Linked DNA regions of Homo sapiens: regions 1 and 2 are each linked to region 3. Evidence: chromatin contacts called from ENCODE Hi-C data. All regions are on one chromosome and are shown on one strand. Each heading gives the region's core, a stretch centred on a gene start or an enhancer-like site at or near the end of the contact. The rest is flanking DNA. Distances are from core to core; before and after follow the strand shown.

Region 1 (2,945 bases), core at 205-2,704, 1.1 Mb after region 3:
GCATCAATAAGGCTATTTTGATGAAAACAAGATGCACAAAAATTTTGACCACAGAATCAGACTAACATTGTAAATGTAAACACTCAATCCTTCCTAAGCAGTTCTTTGAATATGTAGTTAATCCGTTGGAATAAAATTTTGCAATGGTTTGTTCTTTCTAGCGCTTTATCATTTGATACCTTCATAAGCCATGCATTTTTCCCTTTTGCCACGTAGGTTTTACCCTTCCCCTCTATTTATTTATGCCAATAATTTAACCTTAGTGGCTTAAGTATTTCTTACAGCATTGAAGGAACTTACAGACACTTTCCCAAGAGTAGCTAGGACATCGGCAATCTTCCTTTCTCTCTGCTGTTTCCTCTGAGAATTGTTTCACAAGGTCCAACATCCTCTTCTGTAGCATAGCTGAACAACAGATACTCAGCTCTGCAAGGCTGATTTCCTTTGTGAATAGTTAACATTTTTTTGATAGCCTTATTTTTAAGAAACATGTTAGCCCTTCTCTTGTTCTTCAGAGATAACTCAAAATAATATCATTTGGTTTTTTCATTTGTTCATAAGCCAAAGCTACAGCTGCCTTGTCCTTTTAAAGTCAGAGCTACAAAATTCATTTGAGTTCCAGAGATAAATCAGACTTGTCCATTGCTATTACTTAATAAGCCAAAGTAATTGAACATTTAACAAGAGTTTGCCCAAAGGCTGAGTCAGATTATATACAGGACACCGTCTATATTATCAGTGTATAAACAGCAAATAAGTTTTTAGTGTATGTTCACGTCCTGTGCAATATTTGGGACATACTTACACTAAAAAAGTTTATTTGGAAATCAACTTTAACTAGATATCCTGTTTATTTGCCAACATGCCACAATTCAGGTCACCATTTATCTACCAAACAGAATCAATAACCTGTTCGTCCAATGTGGCCTCAAGTGGGTTTTGGCGCAGAAGCACTCCTCCTGGACCACAGGTGTGGTCCTGGTTGCAAAGTTTTGATGTGACATCAACACTACACAAAAGTAAATGTAACTGCAAAATTTTGAAATTCACAGATGGGTCTTTGAAGTCCAGCTCAAAAGCGTGGAGGGCTGGTTAAAATAAGTCACAGACTTGCCGGTTTGGGGTTTCTAGAAAGAAAAGTAACTTGAGGAGTTGAAGGCTTGTAGAAGACCTTTCCACAGAGAGTGGGAATTCCGTTGCAGCAGCCAAGGCTTCTTCGGGATTTAGAAGGAGAGCGCGCGAGAACCTGAGGGAGCCAGTAAGAGTCGAGCAGGGACTGGAGGGCTCCCGATGGGGTGTAGCCAATCAGGGCAGAGATGGGTGGGGCTAGGCTGCGGGAAGGGGCGGACTGCAGCTGAGTTGGCTCCAAAGTGTGGGACTCAGCCAATCGGAACCGTGCAGGGCGGGGCTGGCCTGCGGAAGGGGGCGGGTTCGGAGGAGTGAACTGTGCGGTTAGTGCGCCTTTCAGCCTCACCTGCAGCTGCGCCTCCTTGCACCTGCGCCTGTGCTTTTTCTCCCAGCACTGCGGACGCGACTCGAGGGTGACGCTCGCTCCGCTCGTCCCGCTCGTCATGGCCTACCCGGGATACGGAGGAGGGGTGAGTCCCAGCCGCTTGGTCGTGTCCCTCTTCCTCGCGGGGTGTGGCGCCCCCGGGGGCGGTGCCAACGTGCGGGTCCGCCCTTGGCTCCTGCTCCCTGCGTCCGCGCCTGGTACTCGGCGGCGCCGGATTCCGGGGCTGTTGGGGGCCAGGGCCTGGGCGAGCATTGATCCTGGGCTGACTTGGAGCCGCAGGTTTTCTGGTCGTTGAGGACCCTCGAGGAGCGTCCTGGTGGAGCCGAGGGAGTAATGTGTGTTTGGAAATTTATTTCCTGGAATGGAGGAACAAGCCACCCTCTTCTTGTTCCAGTAATCGTTTGTGGTACTTCCCTCCCCCGCCCCCCACTCAGTGTTGCTAGAGATCCTCTTTTTGAATTTCCTGACCACTTCTTGTTCTTTAAGTTCCTTATGAATAAATTAAGGTGTACGGTAAATAACTCCTAATCTTTACTGTTATACGAAGGGCAATCTGTTCTAGACTCCCCCGCTCGCCCCCAGGCGGGGGGAAGTTACTCTTTGTTATAACTTTTATCCTGCATCACCTTTGGGAGTTGCAAGTTATAATCGTAGAGTCCTGGTGGCTAGCCCCTTCTTTTCAGAAAGGAGCCCAAACCTTTAGTATCGATGTCAGTGATCTACACGCTGTGTTAACAGAGTTAACAGTAGTTTGATCCATTGCGGTGTGGGTAGAATATAATATATTTTCTATTTGTTTTTTACCTAAAAAGAGAAATTGTGTTTTACTGATTTTAATATAGGACTTGACTTTGGGCTATGGTTGTGGTCTTCAAAAGAGTTACTCCTACCCCTTGGAGTTCATGGTGGTGGTGGTGGTGGTGGTGGTGGTGGTGGTGGTGGTGGTTGTGGTTGTGGTTGTTGTTGTTGTTTTAGGATATGAATTTCCAGGTCCTCAACTTCCACACATACTTGTTCCTAAAATTGATTTGCTTTCCTTAAGACTTGCCTCAATCCCCTCTGGCACCGTCCACTTTGTAATGCCTATGCCTCCTCAGTCCTTAAATTTAGGAAGGAAGTTTAAGGTACCTAAGGAAAGTAAAGCCCCTTCGAAGATTAATCAAGATAGCATAAACCTGTGGGTCTTTAAAAACGTCCCTAGCGTATACGTATTTTCATTTGGTTGAAGCTATCTGTTAGAAGTTTGTATATTTACTCCTCTTGGTATGCTCTGAATTCATATATGTATGGTAGAGTGAGGTGGCAAGAGTAATACATTTTCATTCAAATAATTTGGTGCTTCCTTACCCACTTTTGTCAGAGTGCTTGAATTTGATGGAGAGTTCCACGACACAATAAAGAGAACGTCTGTATGTGTTTTGAATATTTAAAT
Region 2 (2,700 bases), core at 66-2,565, 1.0 Mb before region 3:
TTTTGAGACTATGAAAAAGGGATAATATCCACCTTTCAGTAATATGGCGAAGATTTCATTACACCATTTTGGGATGAGTCCAGGTTTTGTGGGGCCTAAAGATTATACCTTTTGGGAGGCCTTCTTTAAGAAAAGAAATGCAGGCCAGATGTGGTGGCTCACACCTGTAATCCCAGCACTTTGGGAGGCCAAGGCAGGTGGATCATTTGAGGTCAGGAATTCGAGACTAGCCTGGCCAACATGGTGAATCCCCATCTCTACAAAAAATACAAAAATTAGTCAGGCATGGTGGCACGTGCCTATTGTCCCAGCTACTTGGGAGGCTGAGGCAGGAGAACTACTCGAACCCAGGAGCAGAGGTTGAAGTGAGCCAAGATTGCACCACTGCACTCCAGCCTGGGCAACAGAGCGAGATCTCTCAAAAAAAAAAAAAAGAAATGCAAAACTGGAAATAAATCATGTGTGAAAGTGTATATTTATTTCAAATCAGGGGGGAAAACCCATGACAACAGATTACTGAAAGCTTGAAAATTCCAGTCTCTTTGTTTCTTAACATCACCTCAGGCACTTCACCAGAAATGCTTTCTAAAAAACGCTTCCCGATGGTAATCTGGCTTCCATCCCACCTGGAGCCACCCGCAGCTCCCAGATACTCCCAGGCACCTGTGCACACTGGAGCCTAGGTTGAAGCTCTCTCAGTTTCCTGTAAACCCTCCTTTGGTTTCACTTGGGATGCATGTTTATTGTTGCTCATTTTAGTGAGAACTTACCAAGTGCCCGGCATCATTCAATATTGTATTAGGGTAGCCCTATTTTGTTCTCACAAGGCCCCAATAAAATGGGGACTATTCTATTTTCATTTACCAGATAAGGAAACTGAGGCATGGAAAAGTTACACAACTTTCCCTCACTGCTCAGAAAACAGGGCCCTGGAGACAGATCGCTACCCTCCCACCTGAGTTCAGAATCACCCTGCAAACCGCCTCCTGGTAGATAAGAGATGTACAAAGAATCATCAAAAAGATGCCAACAAGAAGTGAAATTCCACGAGGAACTTGAAAAATATGTTCGCCTGTCTATCTCAGGGCTCTGGTTCCAGCTCTAGCTCTGTGTCTAGTGATTTCCTTTTGGGTTTGTTTGTTGCTTATCCTGTAGATCATTGGCTGCCAAAAATGAGACAAAGATGTGGTCCTGGATTGTACCATCTTTCTCTGCTTTAAAGTCAGTACAAATCACTTAAAAACAAAATGAAACAAAACATGTTGCCTGGCCCTTCAGGGGAAGCTGAGCCTGCTGGTCAGGAGCCAGGGCCTGGCATTGAGTCCAGGAGAGCACGACTGTGGGCATTTCCTGTGGTCGGGAGATGACTCAGGATGAACTCCGGCCTCTGAGCCACAGGCAGCCCCGGCACTTCACAGTTACCACCCACACCCCACCCTACTCTGGAGCCTGGCAGTCACACTGCCAGCTACAGGGAGCCTGTCCTGTGAGTTAGGCCTGCTCCAGAGGCCCATGCAGTCAGGGTTCAGAAATTATATTGAAGTCTAAAAGAATTGAACTCTTTCTGTCTTTTAGTTTGTGGAATAAATCCAAAGACGAGATTTTCCAGAAAAATACCATTGGATGTGAATTTATTCTGAATTGACTCTGAGAACTAGACTCGTTAGGCCCCTTTTTCCTATCTGTGAAACAAATAGCAAGACGTCACATGAACAAACACTGATTGCCGAGTGGTTCACTCATTCACAGCTTGCAGAGCTGCTGAGCCTTCTTTTTTCATTTACTCATTTATTGCTTCAGCAGCCGCCTGTGGAGACCCCACAATGGACCAGGCACTGTTCTGAGAGCACAGTGTTGATTAAAACCGACAGGGTCTCTGCCTCATGGAGCTTACATTCCAGTGGGAGAGACAGACAAGAAACACACGAACAAATAAAGATGTCAGATGGTAACAAATGCTGAGAAAAATAAAGGATGGCAAGGGGTCAGAGAGTGGCCAAGGTGGGGTGGCCAGCAAAGCCTCTCTGCTCAGGTGGTGTTTAGGCATAGCCTTGGGGAAAGGAGGGAGGGCATCGCAGGGCTCTCTGGAGGACAAGCAGTCCTGCCTGTGGGAAGAGCAAGTGCAAGGTCCTGGTACGGGATGGTTTGTGGACAAGCAAGGTGGCGAGCGAGGCTGAAGCAGAGTGAGTAGGTGAACTCAAGGAGTCCAGAGGAGATGAGCCAGACAGGCAAAGGGAAGAGGGCAGCTCATGAAGGAGGGGTGGGTTCGGGGGGGCGATGGTCAGGGCTCCAGATTTGTATTCTGAGTGAGAAGGGAAGCTTTTATGGAGTTTTGGTTGGACATGATGTAGCTTATAAGGTGGCAAGTATGCACAGACTATAAGACGATAAGGATGGAAGCTGGGGGGCCTTATTGCAGGCTGTTTCAGCAGAGATTATGACAGCTTGGTCTATGGTGGGAGTAAAGGAGGAAGTGAGAAGTGTTTGGATTCTGGATATATTTCCAAGATAGACATGATTTACAAACAGATTCCTCATAGGGAGGGAGAGAAATCAAGGGATCAACGATGACTCTAGCAGTTATTGAGGCCCTGAATCAATAACCCCACCATCACCACCAGGGTTCTCCAGCTGTTTCAGAGAGAGAATACCATCTGCTCATCAGCAGAGTCATCGGGAGCTCTAATCTGCTCTAACAAC
Region 3 (2,791 bases), core at 86-2,585:
ACAGCACTCATTAGACAAATAGTTTCTCCATTTGCAGCTGTTAAATAGCTCTACCCGCCAGTGATAAAGGGGCATCCTGTGTGGGTGTACTCAGACCTCTTCAAGCAACTGGCTTAAAAGGAAGGCTAGCTCACTGGGGATCCAAAGTATCAGTAAGGGTGATAAAGCTTGCTTGAAAAAGCTCTCTCTAACTGGGGCTGGGGAAGCAATGCAAGCAGCAGGCTTTCTCCAGAAAGCAGCTTTCTAACTCCTCACCCTCTCACACACACTTCAATATACAAAGACCCACTGTTTTGTTGCGTTTTTCCTGAGGTTTTACCTTTGGCACTGCAAAAGCCTTTTCTTTCAGCATCTGCAAGACCCTATTGGATGAGATCTATTTCTAGGTTAAAGCCTTTGATACATTTCAAAGCAGACTTTGCCTTTAAAGTTCTCAACTCAACTCTTTTTTTTTTTTCAAAATATACTAAATACCAATGGGTAACGTGGCTCTATAGTCAAGGTTTAGAAAAAATATATGCACTAATGCCGACATGGGAACCACTGTAACTGACATTCCACTTGCAGACATGCTAGGGTACGCTCTACCGGCTAGGGAGGGAGGGTTTCTGTGGGCCAGACCCAGTCAGCCAACCTTAGGAAAGGAACCCGGCTCCATTTCCTAGTGAAGTGGCAACAATGACTGTCATTTCCTCCTCAAATATAATGTAAGGACATTTCCAAGTCGCTTCAGTCATTTCTTCCTCCTCCACCCTACCATGTGCTTACAAAAGTATGCTGTAGGAGAAACTCAATTTCTTTTTCCAGGCAAGGTTCCATTAAACATGTCCCCAATAACCTGATTACATCAGACAATGAGCCTTCCTTCTTATATGATTTCTTCAGCAGAATGTTTTTTAGTTAGAATTGCCAGATTTAGCCAATAAAAATACAGGATGCCCAGTTAAATTTTTTGAATTTCAGGTAGATAACAATTTTTTACTCTAAGAATGCCCCATGCAATATTTGGCAACCCTATTTTTAACATCACATAGACTATATAAATATGAAGCTGAATCTTAGCAGATTCTCTCCTAGTTTGGGGCTGGGGAAGTGGTTAGGTGTGGAGCTAATATTTACTCTTTTTCCGCCCGTAATTTTCTTTCTTCCGTTCTCCTTCCGCAAGGAACGTCTTGGGGCTTCTCGAACATCTCTCAGCATTTACTGTACGCCCCCCTCCCCTCGCTTTTGCTGATAAAATGGTTGGTGTTGTGTTTAAAGTGTTTATAAAGTCTCCTCCGTGATAACGCGAGCGTTTAAGAGAGAGAATTCTAGGCACACCTCTTCCTCCCCTCCAGAGTGCCCCGGCGTCTTTCTAGCCTCCGCCTCCAGGCGGGTGAGGAGGTGACACCTGAGAATTCCTCCCTCTCACCCCTGACCCTGCCGGAAAGCGAAACTGAGATGCGGGCATTGGGCCCTGGGAAGCGTGGGGAAGGGGAAAGGAGAAAGCCAGGTGGGTTTTTAGGTCCCTTCCAGTGCCACACTGCGGGGCGTTGAGGGGCCGCTCGAGGCAGGCCCTTCCATGAGGCCTGGACTGGAGGCCTTCTCTAGCCGCCGGCGCTGGCCTGGGCCGCCTGCCGCCACGCAGGGGCCGCGCGCCTGGGCCCCAGGGCCCCTTTGCCGGCGGGAGGCCGGGGGGACCGACTGCTCTTGGCGCCCGGGGTCGGGGGAGGCCGGGAAACCTCGGCTCCCGGGCGACAGGCACCCAGGCCCTTCTCAGCCCCCCGGCCGCGGCCGCGCCGGGCCTCGCTTCAGCCGGGCGATTCTTCCCCTCATTTGTTGCATTGTTTGCATTAATATGAATATCTTGTTCTGTTTGTTTTGTCTCCTGAGAGCCAATAAAGCTGTGAGTTTTTTCATTACACCAAATGCAGCTCTACGGGCGATCAATCAATGGGTAGTCTTCGGATAATCTGTGAGAGTGAGAAATCTAATAAAGCTAGCGACTAAAAAAGGAAAACAAAATCTATTTTTCTCTTAGGTTAACTACGTCAGGATTAATGTGTTCCACTTCTGCTGCCTGAGGTGGGTTTAACTCTTGTTCTTTCCCCCCCACCCACCCCAACAAATTGATTTAAATGTCAAGATGGGAGGGGAAGAGGGCTGAGGAAAGAAAGAGAAAAGAAAAGGGATGTTTAGGAGCTTCTTAAATTTTCTGATGGTTGGCCGATTCTTTCAAGAAGAGGAAAGACAATACTTTCTAACGTCCCAGAAAATCAGAGAAATGGAGGATTCTAACAAAATGTAGTTTGGCAAAGAGGCCCTTCCTCAGTTTTCCGAACAGACAGGAAATGTAAATTGATAATGACGTAAATAAGTGATGATAATAAATCAAGTTATTATTAGTGCCCCCTGCCCCATCACTTGTTTGCTTTTGCTAGATGCTAAACTTAACTCCTCAAATGCATTTTTTGGAAGGCCCCTCAACCATCCTGAGCAATGCAGGAAATAAGAGAAAGATCATCTGCCTGGGCTGCTGCAGTTCTCCTCACAGCACAATGCAACCAAAATCATTTATAAACAGACAAAAATAACAATCTGAATTATCTAACATTAGCAGTTGAACTGAAGAGCCCAAGATTATGTGATGAATTGTTAAATTGCAGTAGCATTGTTTTGGATTGCTAATTAAAAAAAATAAGCAAACCCCATGACTCTAGATATGACAACTGAAAATACCCACAAATTATTTAATAAATGAAGTGTCTAACAACTTTAACACTTCCTGGTCGCCCTGTTAATAAATGTAATT

Evidence for each region. A loop is a pair of places that touch in the nucleus more often than their neighbours do. Pooled maps may share reads with other maps.
Region 1: a loop to region 3 is called in a map of naive thymus-derived CD4-positive, alpha-beta T cell, with 4 times the contacts of the local background. The contact joins the promoter of GCA here to the promoter of LINC01806 in region 3. A Hi-C loop is called at or near these places in 1 of 168 maps with a recorded cell type or tissue (naive thymus-derived CD4-positive, alpha-beta T cell), 1 of 37 single-sample maps with no recorded cell type and 8 of 50 pooled maps.
Region 2: a map with no recorded cell type shows a loop between it and region 3 (36-fold over the local background). The contact joins the enhancer-like site here to the promoter of LINC01806 in region 3. A Hi-C loop is called at or near these places in 2 of 37 single-sample maps with no recorded cell type.

What each region holds. Positions count from the first base shown.
Region 1 is chr2:162,342,678-162,345,622 of GRCh38, forward strand. GCA (grancalcin) reads left to right here and starts at 1,455. Exons shown (of 8, transcript NM_012198.5): 1 at 1,455-1,598. The coding sequence starts at 1,572. RefSeq lists enhancers at 1,012-1,241, 1,094-1,263 and silencers at 1,292-1,441, 1,682-1,761.
Region 2 is chr2:160,206,901-160,209,600 of GRCh38, forward strand. No RefSeq gene overlaps it. Among named protein-coding and RNA genes, the nearest start is that of ITGB6, 8.0 kb to the left of the region's middle. RefSeq lists an enhancer at 2,669-2,700. Within about 2 kb of position 1,316, at least 29 of the 41 ENCODE cell types and tissues checked have a DNase peak (open chromatin) inside an H3K27ac peak, as active enhancers do.
Region 3 is chr2:161,243,404-161,246,194 of GRCh38, forward strand. It overlaps LINC01806 (long intergenic non-protein coding RNA 1806), which reads left to right and starts at 1,336. Exons shown (of 2, transcript NR_110164.1): 1 at 1,336-1,492. All of the region lies in intron 3 of PSMD14-DT (PSMD14 divergent transcript), which reads right to left. RefSeq lists enhancers at 1,125-1,184, 1,132-1,632 and a silencer at 1,615-1,724.